Regions from separate parts of the Homo sapiens genome. Here region 2 is linked to region 1. The links are chromatin loops, found by intact Hi-C in ENCODE. Cell type or tissue: heart left ventricle. All regions are shown on one strand.

The links. Peaks named below come from ENCODE experiments on the same cell type or tissue, not always from the same donor. Only the 100,000 strongest peaks of a DNase experiment are listed, where the experiment ranks them.
Region 2: a loop joins it to region 1, with 2.7 times the contacts of the local background. A loop is called at or near these places in 45 of 110 quality-filtered maps.

What each region holds. Positions count from the first base shown.
Region 1 is chr2:33,029,426-33,037,425 of GRCh38, reverse strand. All of the region lies in intron 3 of LTBP1 (latent transforming growth factor beta binding protein 1), which reads right to left. Among named protein-coding and RNA genes, the nearest start is that of LTBP1, 86 kb to the right of the region's middle. In heart left ventricle, CTCF peaks have their summits at 2,534 (motif pointing left), 3,483 and 3,685; no DNase peak of the experiment used is centred here; H3K4me3 peaks cover 866 bases.
Region 2 is chr2:32,947,979-32,955,978 of GRCh38, reverse strand. It overlaps LTBP1 (latent transforming growth factor beta binding protein 1), which reads right to left. Exons shown (of 34, transcript NM_206943.4): 2 at 7,034-7,104. Among named protein-coding and RNA genes, the nearest start is that of LTBP1, 5.0 kb to the right of the region's middle. In heart left ventricle, no CTCF peak of the experiment used is centred here; no DNase peak of the experiment used is centred here; H3K4me3 peaks cover 1,277 bases; H3K27ac peaks cover 1,717 bases.

The DNA of each region.
Region 1 (8,000 bases):
TGACAGTGGGTATAACAGAATAGCAGATTAATAAACTAGAAGAAATCAGCCAGAACCCAGCACAAGAGACACAGATGATTATTACACCTTCCAAGACTTACTACACAATTGCAGCACTTTCAGTAGCATGGCACTGACTTAAGGATACTCAAAAGACCAACACAGTAGGATAGAGGATGGAGAAACAGACTTACATATTTAGAAACTTGAATGAAACATATATGATATGGTAGTTTTTTATAATTTTTTTTATGAGAGGGACAGGGGGAGAATTAGTCAATAAATAGTGCTAAGACAATAAGTTAGCCATATGGAAAAAAAATCACACATACTCAAAAATCATTTCCAGGTACATTACAGGAAATGTGAAAGAAAAAGCTTTTAGAAGAAAATCTAGAAAAATATAGCAATGAGATAGAAATGGATCCCATTTTATAAAGAAAGCATGATCAATGTAACTACTCTGGACAAGAGGCTTTTAAGCATTTTTTGACGAGTTCACTGTAAGAAAGCCATTTTACATAGCAGTGTGTGTTCCAAAAACAAAAGTTTCATGAAACAACACCTACCCTTAATATGAGGGAAGCATTTTGATATTTTTCTATTGCATGCTAAAAAAGCTTTTTAAACTATGCAACAGAAGACTTGTAGAAAAATGTTCATCACGAGGCTGGGCACAGTGTCTCACGCCTGTAATCCCAGCACTTTGGGAAGACAAGGTGGGTGGATCAACTGAGGTCAGGAGTACAAGACCAGACTGGCCAACATGGTGAAACCCCGTCTCTACTAAAAATACAAAACTTAGCCAGACATGGTGGCACACACCTGTAATCCCAGCTACTTGGGAGGCTAAGGCAGGAGAATAGCTTGAACCCAGGAGGCGGAGGTTGCAGTGAGCTGAGATTGCCCCACTGCACTCCAGCCTGGGTGACAGAGTGAGACTCCGTCTCAAAAAAAGAAAAAAAAAAACGTTCATCATGACCCTGTTGTAACAGCAAAACACTAAAAACAACCCAGTGTTCATTATCAGTAGAAATGATAAATTGTAGTATACTGACATAATGGGCTACTGTAAAAAGTAAAAGAATCCCCAGCTTTAATCAGTGGTTCTCAAAGTGCAGACCCCTCCAGCAGCATTCAGCATTGGCACCACCTGCGAGTTTGTCAGCCACCCAAATTCTCCACCCCTCCCCAGACCCACCAAATCGGAAACTCTGAGGTGGGGCCCAACAAGCCGTATTTTATCTAGCAAGCCCTCCACCGGCGATTCTGATTCATGCTCCAGTTTGAGAGCCACTGTTACAGAAGAATGTCAAAAACACCTTGAGCAAGAAAAGCAAGTCTCAGAAGAATACAAACAATATGACATTTGTTTAAAAGTCAAAAACTAAACAGCACAGTATCCAGATATACCTAAAAATGTGGTAACACTATAAAGAAAAGCAGGAAATAACTGATATAAATTATTTTCTGGGAAAAAAGGATAAAGGAATTAACAAGGACCACGTAAGAGCCTCTAAGATAATGACAACAGTGTTTTTATTTCTTCAGCTACGTAGTGGGTACAACAGTTTGGGTTTTTTTATTACTATCCTTTAAAATATGTGTGTTGTAAATTATAATCATTATGAACGATCTCTTTTCTAAAAAGAAAAAATGCTGAACTGAGGTTGAGAATGTCAAGTCGTGAACGTAGAATTATACCCCATGTGAACTCAATTCTAACAAACGGCCTACAAAAAATTGAGTACACAGCAAGTGTTAAATATTTGTAGACTATTAAATGTTTACAGTGATTTGATATGCTTTTGCATTCTTCTCCATTCTTCCGAATTTCTCACAATGCATAAAACAACCCAAAAAGAATTTTTTATCTAGAAAGTATGAAGAAATACAGTAGACTATAAAATAATTTGGTGTCCACCTCACCATCACTCCCATTTCAAGCTTGCTCTCTTTTCCGGATTTAAAATTCAAATCCTGACTACACAGTTTAGCCTATGAAAAGATAATGGTCTTCTATTCTGGTCTCAAAATGTGTTTTTCCTCTCTAATTTTTCAAAACACTTTCATGGAACTCTACGCAGTTTTGCTTACTTCTCATCTCCATATCAAGGTATATAGCCAGTTAGAATTTTTTAAATTAAAAGCAATTTATGTGTCATTTAGAACTAAGTAAAACTACACAAGAAAATCTCTTATAAATCATACAAGGACTGCTTTAAGAAACTCATTTGTTTCTAATTTATTTTCTCCATTAGCAACGTGTTGCTAAAATCACAAGAGAATAGAACATTGCTCATATGAATTAATTCCTATCCATCGGCAACAAGGGGAACCAAGGGTCGGCTACGGCATCCAAAGAAAGGCAATTATGCACAATGAGCAAAGAAGGTGGTTCGAGGTTGCACTGCCAAGAAATGACATATTCCAGTGGAGTTAAACCCCCCTCTTCAAATTTTGGCATTCTGCGGTATAAAAATAAAACTGAAGAACATTGAAAAGCAAAGCTTGCCACCTGCTGCCCACTGGCATAATCGTAAATGTTCAAATTGCATCCTTTTTTTTTTATTTAAACCCTTCTACTAATTGATTGGCATGGATATTTCCATATTGCGTATTTATTCATTTTCACCAGTCTCTGAGAGGAAATGTCAGCCCCTCAAATTTTTAACCAGATGCTATTTCAAACCCTATACATAATCAGCTATAACCAGTGCACCTCTAACCAGAAAGCAAACCCAACTTCCAAATGGTTATATATGTTGTGTACTGTATATAATAAATCCACCAAAATGCAGTTGTGCTCATTATAGTATCCAGACCAGGGAAGAATTCCTTTGAAAATGTGCCAGCTCTGTCCTATGCTTCCAGGCCTGTCATCATTCTAGATGATATGGAATACAAAACCCATTTTCTGATCCTTATAGATTTTAAAATCCAAACATTAATAGCTTAACTCCCTTCAGCTAGTTTATAAATAGTTGATATACATTCACACTACAAAATTTCAAGTAGAAGCCCAGCTAAAACACCTCAAAGATCAGCTTTAAACATTTAAACTTAAATACCTTAATTATATTAATACCGACAAGTGTTTTCATGGGTTCTGAAAATGTTTTCAGTATTCTTTTTCATTTGCACTTATTCTAAAGAAGTCTGAGAAATAAATGCATTTTAGCCTTTTTTTTTTTTTTAGAACAACAATCCTTCAAGTCTCGTCTCTTTCTTCTAACTCTGTAGATTTGCGTATCCATGCCATCATTCCCTCAAAAACAATCCAGAACGCTGCTAAGGAGAAAGTGAAACTTTGAATTAAAGAAGAAAATGCCATCTGAGAGAAAGATGCCCTAACAGCCAGTCACAAACCCAATTAGGACGGTGAATGATGCAAACACGACTCCATCTGCTCTCCTGTCCCCCAGGGAGCCGGGGAGGGGGTTAGGGCTGTGGCCTCTTGAGAGGCTTATATGGCAAACAGTCTCATCACATCACATCGATAACTCCTGAGGCGCTTTGAAATACAACTTTAAAGGCTTCTGCCTGCTGAAACTGTCCATACGCAAAATAGCACCAAAGCTAGTTGAAGTTTTTTCAAGTTTTGTCTGGGAACTACTATAAAGCAGACAATAAAAAATAATTCATTTTCAAGACAGATGGCACCATAATGTTGCACTATTTTCTAGTGTGCATTTTTTCCTAAACACTAGAGGCAGCGTCTCCATACAAAAGAAAGTCCATCCAGCTGCAGCCAGTTAGCTTTCAGATTGCTGTTTCTGTAGAACATCACACACATTAAAAAAAAAAAAAAGTCCCTTTTTTCCCCCACCATAGTCAGCTCAACCCTTTCTTCTAAAACTCTACAGGAGCTATTATTTCATGCATTATTATTGTCAGTGTTTCTGATCTCTTTCCCGCTTGCATCTGATTGTTCACACCTGAGAACACCTAGAAGTGGTTTGTACTTGTAAGGTTAAAGTTTAGTTAGATCTTCCTACATGCTGTCTGCAATTCAGAAGGGTGCCTGGTGCACACAGGTAATGATACAGTAAGTTAATCCTTTAATTAATTAAATCCAGGCCCATTAACACCAGAACTGGGCTTTGACTGAACAGATAAAATATCTGACTTAATATCAACAGAGGGGACAGTATTACATGTTTTGTCCTATGAAAATATAGCTCTCTACTAAAAATGAAAAAAAAAACCACTTACACTAGAAATGATGGAAGAAACATTCCAGTTATCAATTATTCATTGAAACTAAAGACTATTTAGTTTGGCTGCTAGCACACTGCCTGGCACACAGTAAATATTCAACAAATACATGTGAAATTGAAAGTCCCAATCATTTCTTTTGGTTTCTTGTCAAAGACTTCCTAATGGAGCTTGATCAAATCCTTGTTTTTCATGAACATCCTAAATTATTTGAACATAAAGCTGAGCTTGATCAAATCCTTGTTTTTTATGAACATCCTAAATTAATCTGAACATAAAGCTGATATGGATATGTAAGTTTTTTAAAAGAAGTATAGCATTTCCTCACTAGGTATGAAAAGCATTTCTGATTCTGTGAAAGGCAATTACCATTATTTTTATCAAGCAGCATGTTACTACACTACTTCACAAAGCAAATCACAAAAACTTTCCTAGCAACTTTAGACCTTAATAGCTAAATTAAATGAATATAAGTCTGAAACAAAAACTGCTTTATTAATAGTATCAAATACATATGCAATTTTTGTGTCATACTGTTACTTATTTTATATTATTTTAAATAATAACTAATGAGAATGCAGTCCAGCTAGGAAGACATTTAGAGCCTAACAACCTGTTGGTTATTATACATCTGTGTGTGATTACCCAAGGTTCCTTTCCAGTTCACCAATACAGGATAATCAAGATGTAGGACTTCTGTCACCTAAAGGAGGAGGAATATAGGTGAGTGGATCACTCCTAGTGTAGCAAGAAAAACACAGAGAAGATACACGGAAGTTGATATCGATAGGGGTAGAGATAACAAAAAGTAGTTATGGCAAAGCTATAAAGCCAACAAAGATAAAGGTAGAAAACTCTTGAACATTTGAAACAGGAAAAAAGACCTTGATTATTCTACAGAGCATGATGTGTTAGTTTGATCAACACAGAAGGAAATCAAATCTGGTTTTGATTATGGGTTGATGAATTTGAGTCTAGGGATAGAGTGTAATAAGGAACAGGAAGCCTTCAATGATATCCCCTACTTTCCTGTTCCTAAAGAGGATAAGATTACATATCATTCCATTTAACATAGGTAGAGAGAGAGATCAACATTAGACTACACATAATTCCTTAACCCGAATCCAAAGGAATTATTTTCTTGACTGGCAGTCTGAATCCTTCCTGTTTTAAAGGGAATCAGATCCCTCTCCTCTCAAGTCCCTGTGCAAGACAGACACTCCACAGGGCCAGCTCCTCTAGGCCTCCCTCTCTCTCATCTGCCCAGCAGCCAGCCTCCCAGGCCTTCCCTCACACTCTCTTAGCACCCCACCTGACCTGGCTTTCCAGGGTGAGCCTGACACTTCTTCAGTGACTATCAGAGCCATCTTCATATTCCTCGGAGCCCTACACAGAGCTCCTCTGTCTGACTGTCAAGGCTTTCCATAATTGGACCTGCCCACTCAATCTCATTTCCTGCTATTCTTCAATCCCCACAAAGAGATCAATTCCCCAACAGGAGAATCATTCCCACCCTATCGTCCACCTGTTATTTATTTAAAGGCCAGACTCTCCTTCACTTTTCCAAGTCCTTCCAACTCTGGTCAATGTTCCTTTAGTCCAGTCCTCCAGCCCCTGCCAATCTCCCCCTTCCTTACTCGCCATTAGAATTTATACTATGCACCACATAGTTTAGCAGCTTATTAGGTATTATGCTATGTTATTCAGTATTTTGCAGACACATTAGCCTGATCCCTCCAATTGGAGTACCTAGAACAGTAGTTGGTATGTGGATGGCACTCAGTAAATATCTGCTGATGGAATGAATGAATCAACTATTGAGAATCTGTGTTCTGGGGGCCAGGAGGACTGAGATTCTATCTTCACTATGGTGAACCAGAGATAACGCAACCAGTTAGAAATGCACAGAGAACTTGGAAAGTTATAGATGGTTCAGTAGTATATTACGATTTATGTCTGTGTAAGTCAATAAGCCTCTCAGAAGACCAAAGAATTCTGAAATAAATTACCCAGTCAATGAGTAACAGATTGTATTCTTGTCCTCATGGACAAGGGGGGATTTTTTACAATCCAATTTAAGACGTTTCTTCCAAATTTGAGCATAAAAAAAACCAGAGTACTAATAATATTTTTTGCATAAAAGTACCTTCCCTTGGAGAATTCTTAAATATTTGATAAAAACAATCTTTAATATGAAAAGAGCTCTTAGAAATTAAAGAAAATTATAAGCACATGTAACAGAAAAGGGTGTGAAGATGTTAGTTATCCACATAAAAAATATGAAGGACTTATAAAAATGTGGAAAATGTTCAACCTCACTAAAAAAAACTAAGAAACACAAAATTGCTTCATAAGGTGATAAGATCACACTTCATAAGACCATTCAAAGCCACTAAGACTTCACAGACAGCAATTTATTTATTAAAGACTCATTTGACAGAAGCCGCATTTAGTCTGCTTAAAATATTAAAGGAAAATAATCTAATAAACATAATGCCACTGACTTACATATTTACTTTCACATAAAAGTCACTAAATTAAATTAATACAAAGCAGCACGGCAACAAAGAAATTAATCAAGGAGACTGTGAAGTGTTTCAACTTTATGTAAAGCATTTCAAATATGCACACTAAATTTTCCAACTGTTTAGACTCACAGGTCACCTTTCACCTTTCAAGACGTTAAAGCAATTAAGGTGTGAAATGCCTGCCTCACTACACGGAAATGGTTTTTTCTGAATTTTTTTTAGCTCCTTCAAAATAGCTTCATTAAGCCAGGAGATAAATAGGAGCCACAGGAATGAAAGAGGAATGGAGAGGGAGAGAAAAGAGCTTCATAAATGGGGCAGGGGAAAATGGTTGCTTGTGCCCAGGGGGTAAGGAATGGGAATTGGGAGAGTGTTTCCTTTCAAATTTCTTTTCTTGGAGTGAAGTGCATCCTAATGTCAAAATGTCTATGTCTTCTTCCCGTCTGAGTTAAGAACATCCTTCCTAGAAATATAATTAGGAAGGATTAGCTGCTGCATAAAGAGGCTTTGAACAAATTAAGGAAGACTGATGCCTCACTTCGAATGCTGTCCATCAAACCTCCAAATACCAGCACTTGGCAAAACACCAACGTCAGGCAAAGAAACAAAAGGCAGTGCTCTGAAAGCACTGAAACTCTCGGAAAGAGAGTTTTTTAAAAAATAAATTCTGTGTCTACAGTAGACAGTCCAGCTAATTCTAAACATTTGGGAACAGCTCTCTATATTGGTAACTGACTGTAATGAATAGGTTGTCACATTTCCTTCATGAAACAGAATATGTTTTAGGTGAATCTTTATTGTTTTGAAAATAAACAATTTCTGGTCAAACAACAGTGGTTTACTTGAGAATTCATAAAATAACTACAATTTTTCACTTCTTTATGCCTTTTATTTGAATTTGGGGCTTCAAAAATACTGTGCAAAGTATTTTTCCACTATTTTGTTAAGCGGAGTCAGACACTGACATGTAAACGATGCAAGGAGAACATGGAACAAAAGGTCAGGAAGCCTGGGTTCAAGTCATGACTCTGCTGCAGCCCTGCTGAGTGACTGTGGGCCAGGCATTCAGACACTTGCAGTTATAAAACTTTATGGTTTGTACCGGTTGAAAATTCTGGAAAGTTGGAAGGGAAAGTTGTCCCTAATTTTTGTTCTCTTTTTCATTATGCTCAAATAATAACTTTCTTTTTTTTTTCTTCTTTTGAGATGGAGTCTCACTCTGTTGCCCATGCTGGAGCGCAGTGGCGCAATCTC
Region 2 (8,000 bases), 81 kb after region 1:
ATGTACTGGGAAACCAAAAAATTTGTGACTCACTTTATTGAGATATTTGCTGGAACTGAACCCTCCATATCTGAGGTATGCTTGCAAATACAACCCTGATGTATTTTTCCATAAGTACGAAAACAACCAATTTGTGTCACACCAACAAATTATGTAATATTTTCTCTCCACTAAGAAAGCAGGAAACCATTAGTAAAACACGCATTTACAGAAAGATAAGACCATAGTTTCTCCTTTATGTATAAATCATTGTACTTAACTACCACATCAGGGAGCTTTTAAAAACATGACCCTGATGGGCAGCTTCTATGTTTGTGTGTACTTTAAAAATTTTGTAATTAAAAAAAATTTGTGGAAAAAAACACCCAAATGTTCCAAAAAATCTTTTTTAAAAGGCACTCTATGTAATCACTGATGCAGCAACAATTTTGCAAATTTCCAGCTCTCGCAAAAATATACATGTATATAACTTTAAAAATTTTGTAATTAAAAAAAATTAGTGGAAGAAAACACCCAACTGTTCCAAAGTGTTTAAATCTTTTTTAAAAGGCACTCTACATAATCACTGATGCAGCAACAATTTTGCAAATTTCCAGCTCTCCCAAAAATACACATATATACTTCAAACATTCAACTAACTAAAGAAAAACTGGATGTAAAAACTGCATGTGCAGCAATCTTTGACTGTATATACATTCTTCAAATCCGAGCTATCCCAATGTTTAGAGGGTTCCTGCCTTGCTTGAGAGGTTTCTCTAAATTGCTAAGCGTTGAGGTTGGCCTTTAAATTCCCACATAAAGGGTCATAAATATTGCCCAGGACTGAGTTCCTTCCAGATCAGTTTCTCAAACTGTGGGCCACCTCCATCAGCATGATTTGGGATGCTTGTTAAAAACCCCAAAGATTTTGATTCAATTTGTTGAATTTAACAACTTTCAACATTTTAACAAACCCTTCCAGTGGTCCCGCTGGACATTCATGTGTAAGAAACACCAACCTAGAATCTCTTTAAAAGAGCCCCAGTAAAAATGGCCAGAGGCATCACCAAAATTACCTGTGGCCAATTCCTCATCTCTCCTAACACCCCCTGGAGCAGCCAGAGCTGCTGCAGTAGAAAAGTAACCAAATTAGATCCACAGTCACAGATTGTGTGGCAGGGGCCCAGTCAAAGCCCCGCCCACCCATCCTTGGGTCAGCTGCTAGGGTTCCCAAGTGCCCCAGGAATGAGCCAACTCTGAATAGCCCATCTCTCCAACCTATGTGCAAGGCATCTGCAGGCTTACATCATGAATTGAATTGTACTCCCCCTAGAAAAAAAAAAACAAAGTGTTGAAGTCCTAACCCCAAGTACCTCAGAATGTGACCACTGTTGGAGATAGGTTCTTTACAGAGGTAATCAAGGTAAAATGGGATCATTGGTGGGGGGGGGCGGGGAGTGGAGGCCCTAATACAGTATGACTGATGTCCTTATAAAAAGGGGAAATTTGGACACAGAGACAGACACACACACAAGACAATGTATAAAGACACAGGGAAGAGACGGCCATCTACAGGCCAAGGAGAGAGGCCTAGAACTGCCTTCAGAAGGAAGTAACGCTATCAACACCTTGACATTGGACTTCTGGACTGCAGAACTGTGAGACAATACATTTCTATCGTTCTAAGTCACCCAGCTTGTGGAACTTGTTACAGAAGCCCGAGAAAACTCACATAGCTTGGAAAATCATGATGTGAAGTTAGGCAGTGGAAGCCAATCCAGATAACTGAGGACTGTCAGGACAGTTTTCAGACCAAGACCTCAAGAAAGAATGTCACAGCACTGGATGTCCAGGAAGCCCAGGGCAGTAGGAAGAGCCACAAGATCTGCAGTGGCATCTGAGCACTGCCCCACTGTCTGGAATAGGGTTAATAAAGCATCCCTGCCTCAATGACACTACAGGGTGTGAAGATCAAGAAAATGCTCTCTGTAAGCTCCACAGCACCACACAAGTTACCCCCACCCCATCGGCAGCTCCTCTCTGCTGGACCTGATTTTGGTCCGTATTAAAAGGGTGGTGACATAGCCCTCACACTCCAAGTCGCCTCTGTTCATTGCTAGGAAGGACTGGGAAGCAAAATCTGCACTTTAGGAAAATTTAATTTGAGCTCTCGAACATGTTTGAGTACGTCTGAAATATCCAAGACAACAAATAACAGGGTCAGAAACAGCAAAACCCTGTGGTTGTCAAAGGTCTTTTCAACAAGTCAGGCTTCCTAAGGGCCCAGGGTTCACTGGGCAGCAAAAACTTCGATAAAGCAGAGCAGGCAGGGGGCGGGCGGCATCCTCAGCAGGCCCATGGGCCGGAGGAGGGCTTCATCATGAAGGTTTAAGCACTATTACAGTGTTATGGTTCCTAAATGTGGATTTTAACTAGTCTCGAGAACACATATTTGACCTAGTGTGAACTTGACCTCTGGGTTCCTCTCTCTTCACCGAGGTTGTCTGTGTCACATGACAAGATTCTCCAGCTGACCCTCCCACATGGGGGCCGGGGTGGCCCTCCTAGCAGTTGTCATGGTAAACCTCACTGCAGATCTATTGGCAAAGCAGCTGCCAATGGCCATAGCAGGCATACAAAAAAATATATAATCACTCTGGGCTCGACTCCCAAGTTTGGCAAGCACGATGCCAAGCCAAGAGGGATGGGGGACAGCCTGAGACCGTTCTCTAGGTCACCTGAACTCCAGCCACATCACACCCTCCTGGATGATGCCATCCACCACTGCATCTCTGAGCACCAAGGGTGCATGTGACTCTGTCTCCTTTGCATATAATTTAAGGAAAATGTCTAGAGTTGGGTTTTTTCCCCAAAAGTAGCATGGGCTGAATGCCAATGGAAAAGCAATGGAATATCGATTTTCTGTTTCTTTCTAAGGAGAGAACAAGTCATTTGATGTGCCACGAGTTAAGTGAGTAAAAACAGACCTGCACTCCCTACAGCTGGCTGTGTTTCTCCTCTATTCATAGAACCTGGCACATGGTAAAAGCTAAACAGTAAATGAAAGAACCATCCATGCGTGTATGGAAGGCCTGCAATGTGCCAGGCACCCGCTTTGGATTCGTATCTGCCATCATCTCTCTTCCCTCTACCCCATAACCCTGCCAGCCCAGCCTCACTCTCCTCTCTTTCATTCTTTTGTATTGCCTATTCCCGTGTCCAGTCTTCTCATTAAAGCTGAGCCTACCGGCAATGTCTCTGTCTGGCCTGCACTTACCCTGAGACGGGGGCAAAAAGACTGGCAGAACCAATGCAGGGCATGGGGGGAGGTTCAGTTTGGGCGCAGAAAAAAAAAACTACAAAAATGATAGGAGGCAAAAATGTTACACATCAGGGGTTTAATGCCCCACTTGGAAGACAAAGTCCCTAACCCACAAAACATTCCTTTAAGTGTTAATTCCTTGGAAAGAGCACAAATGTGGTCCATCTCTCCATCTCTTTTGTCCAAAACAGGTAAGGCTATCAAGAGTCATCCAATATTAACTAAAATGACACATCCCACACGATAATTTCGATTCCTAGGGATCCACATACAAATGGTGTCTGGAAAAGGAACATTAACATGCAACCAGGCATCTCTACATTGTGACTGGGCAGCTACAGCCTAGAGGACCACTTTGGTGAGTGCACATATCCATTCTTTGCCCTTGTGTGAGTCTGCCGCTTGCTTGTTCACATCTCTCTGATTTGCAATTTAAGGTTCACTAAATCTTTAGTCTTCAGAAGCATTTGATCATGGTCCATTTAAATTAGGTTTCAATCAACTAAAAACAATCCAGGCTTTCTCAAAGGGATACCTTATTTTCTTCACTGGATTAGGCAAATACTGAACAACATGAACACTTCCAACCTCTTACACAGAAATTTTTTTCGCATCAATTGCACATGACCTATATAAACTCAAATTCTTCATTATCTTCAACATGTAATGACAATTAGAAGACATCCTGGGTTATACATTTAAATGTCCATGCATATTTTATGATGACTATTATAAGGGGGAACTTCATGTGGGCGTATCATTGGTTTTTGTATTCTTATGTGTAATAAACCATACCCAAGTGTAATTGTTCAATCTCCGCATAATAAGGAAGTGAGAGGAGGAAACCACAAACAGAAGAAAACCAAATCATCGACAAAGGAGATAGAATTTACTTGGCTTGATCCAATACTAATCTCTAATATTAATCTTTCTGGTTTCACCAAGGCTTTCATACCCATTTTTTTTCATCTTAATACCTGCAACCATCCTATAAAGAAGGCAAGATTTTAGCACAGTCATTTCTGAGTGGGAAAATACAGGCCAGACAGGTCAAGTGAACTCCCTGAGGCCACACAGCTAGTGAGGGCTGCAGCATTTGAATTTAGGTCTTCTGACCCCAAAGCCGGGGGTCTTTCCTGGCATCACACTACTCAGCCATGGACACAAGGTTTATAGCATCAGCAGGAGCCCCAGTGGTCCCATCTGAAGGTAGAAGGCTCTCTCAGCTCCCTGGATCTCCCAGACACATGCAAAGTAAGTCCCCTCTTTTAAATATCCACCTCAGAGATACATTATTTTGGATCGCACGCTGACCTACCCCAGCATGCCTTTTAAAAACATAATTATTTCTGAAGAGAGCTGTGAATTAAGTTTCTAGCATTTGTACCTAAATTCATTTGTTAAACTGGGAAGTACAGGAAGGTTAATCTTCTGAATGCTGAAAACCACAGAAAAGGAAAGTGATGTCACATTGCTTAGATGCTGGTACTGTCCAAGGGCTACCTCTTAGAAGCCAGCAGGAAAACTTAAGCCAAATGCTGGAAGCATTGGTTGTAGGTACCGTAAGATTAAACCAACATAGCAACTTCCTCTAGAGCCCTGTAAGTAACTTCAACACTGATTTTTCTGACCAGCAGTCTTCTGTGATCTCTCTCTGGATTACCAGGGGGCAAACCCAGCTAAACCTAGGCACCCACTTCTTTGCCTCTCTTGCCTGCAGAAGCAGGAAGCCATGAAGAGATTCCCCAAGATTTGGAACATCTTGGGATCTTCTAGAACATCTTTGGATCCCCGAATTCCCCAAGCAACCTGAAAATGGGGGCCTATCCTCTTTTCAGAGACAGCACTCAATTGCATCATTTGCCAAGCAAACTTATTAAAGCCTTTGAGCATTCTCTCCAACAGGCATCAAGGAGCTTCTGCCTATCTGTAAAATCCTGCTCTGAATTCTTTTCTTTTCTTGAGATGGAGTCTCTCTGCATCGCCCAGCACAATCTCTGCTCACTGCAATCTCCCCTACCCAGGTACAGGCAATTCTCTTGACTCAGACTCCTGAGTAGCCAGGATTACAATTACAGGCATGCACCACCATGTCTGGGTAATTTTTTTTTTTTTTTTTTTTTGAGACAGAGTCATTGTCACCCAGGCTGGAGTGCAGTGGAGCGATCTCGGCTCACTGCAACCTTCACCTCCTGGGTTCAAGCAATTCTCCTGCCTTAGCCTCCCCAGTAGCTGGGATTACAGGCACACAACACCACACCTGGCTAATTTTTTTGTATTTTTAGTAGAGATGGGGTTTTGCCATGCTGCCCAGGCTGGTCTCGAACTCCTGGCCTCAAGTGATCCACCCACCTTGGCCTCCCAAAGTGCTGGGATTACAGGCATGAGTCACCGCACCAGGCCCTATTCCGTATTTTTAACCTTTACTCAGCAATATCCCATTGCAGTGGTGCTGTTAACAGACGAGTTATCTCCATGTTACAGGCAAACCATATCATAGCAGGTTTTGGACAGAATGAGTTACTGAGGGGAGAGGGGACATGTCATTTGGCCTGAGCAATGCTAAATTCTAAACAAATGCTAACACATTTCTGACAAGTATAATTTAAGAAGTTACAAAATGAAAAATTATGACTTAATCTAAAATGCCTAGAACCCTGAGCATTTCTGATCTAGTGGTTTGAGTTCAATAGTCAGAAGACTGTTCATGTCTGCAATTACTGCTTGATCATAACACATCATAAAACCTGTGGACATTTCCCTTTTTACAAAAGTAAGGCCATTATGCCAAAACCCTTCTGTTTCCTTCAGGATTGAAGACATTTTCAACAAACAAGGTCACCAGATTGACTGTATCCAAAATTTTTAAAATTCATCCACCTGTATTTTAAAATCCAAGCAGCAGAAATTTTGGACAATTCCAATCCACATGGGAATGCCTCAATCTCTATGCAAAGAACAACTAAGAATGCTTCACTTTTTCTGAGGGGGAAGGTAAGGCTCCTTTATGTCCAATGAGCACCCGATAGCATCAATTCGTCAAGAAGAACCTCAAAATACATTTTAATCTGATCTTTAATTTCACAATGCATAGGAGAAAAATTTTCCAGTGTTCTGAAATCTGTATGCATCATTAACACATTTTTTAAAAAACACTGCTGGGCATGCATGTGAACTGCAGAAGCACTGCAGAGAACCCCATCCATCAGTTCTGAAGAGCAGCAGAGAAGTGCATTCTAGAAAACCATCAGGCCTCAAGGATGAAGGATTCTGGTTGCTGTTTTCAGGAAGCTATAAAAACTTTGATGTTGTACTCCAGAACAGGGCCCTCTACTCCCCAAGCCCCTCCTGCCATCACCGTAAAGAATGTCTTTCATTTGTTGGTATCATGTTCAAATTAATTACATTGGTTCTGCCATATGGCATATCCTCAAATGGAAATTTTTTTCCTAGCTCCTGATTCACAGATGTGCCAGAATGATGAATATCTCTGTTGAGTTCAGAGAAGTCTTGGATGCACAGCACGGTTCTGTACAATGTATTGCTGCTGGCATTGATACTAACATTACCCTGACCCAGCCCTTCCTAGGTGGTAATGAAGCCTGGGTGGATTGTATTTCAGACTTCAACTTCCCCCGAGCCCTTTCAAGTGGCCCTTGTGAGATGCCCCCATGTGGACACCTCCCCCCACTTTGCCTACTGTGCAGGGCCACTGTGAACATGGCAACTTACGTTTGGTGCACCTCTGGGAGCCAGGGGCCTTACTCCAGCCATGACAGCACCGCCCTCCACAGACATTGACCCTGAAACAAAGCAAGATCGCTGAGTCCAGCAGCAGAAAGACCCCCTTCCCAAGAACCCAAGCTTCCAGCATGTTCCAGAAAGGCCAGCCTCCAGCTTCTGCAACCCTCTGGATGAGAGAGAGTCCTAACAGGTACCCTGGATGCCCAACCCAAAGCTGCCCAAGCAGAGGGGCAAGGCCCATACATATATCAGGGAATGCTGGGAGAACCAAAAAGCCTGCATAAACCTAGGGCTATACAGGAAGGGAGAACAGGGCCCAACAAATGGTTTTCTTACCCCCAAATTACAGTAGAGCCAAATTTATTTTTTCTATTATCTGGGCCAACATTTTAAATTGGAAATGAGTTTCAGAGAGAACTGTCCAAAAAGGAGTGAGGGCACATGGCCTGGAATCACCCCTGAAAAAAACATGCCAACTAAGCAAAACAAGTTTTCCCCTACACCCCAACCTGAGATGAATTCCCACAACGGGAAGGCACTATGAGCGCCCAGTAACAGAAACATTCCAACCAAAACTTTTATCAATACCAAGACACCCCACCCCAGGAAAGCAGACCCCACAGGTGCAGCGAAGTCCAAGCCCATGATTTCTCTGATGCTGCAAAGTTCCAGGCCACAGAACAGGAGCTGGATCTTTACGGCTAGCCCGCCCTCGAAACATTTTTTTCATTAGCTAGACCAAAATTAAAACTCAGTTGCAGAGTTTAATTGATGCTGAGGGATTAAACTGTAGTGACCTCAAGTTTACGCCCATCTTCTAGAAGCAGTTGGGTTTGCGCGCAGAAGGTTACGCCCCAGGCAGAAATGCCTTTTGTGTTTACCCGCAGCTCGGTAACAATGCACTCGGAGTTTCACGTCAGTAAAAGTTCCTGGGCTTCCCCGCACTCCCCTCTTC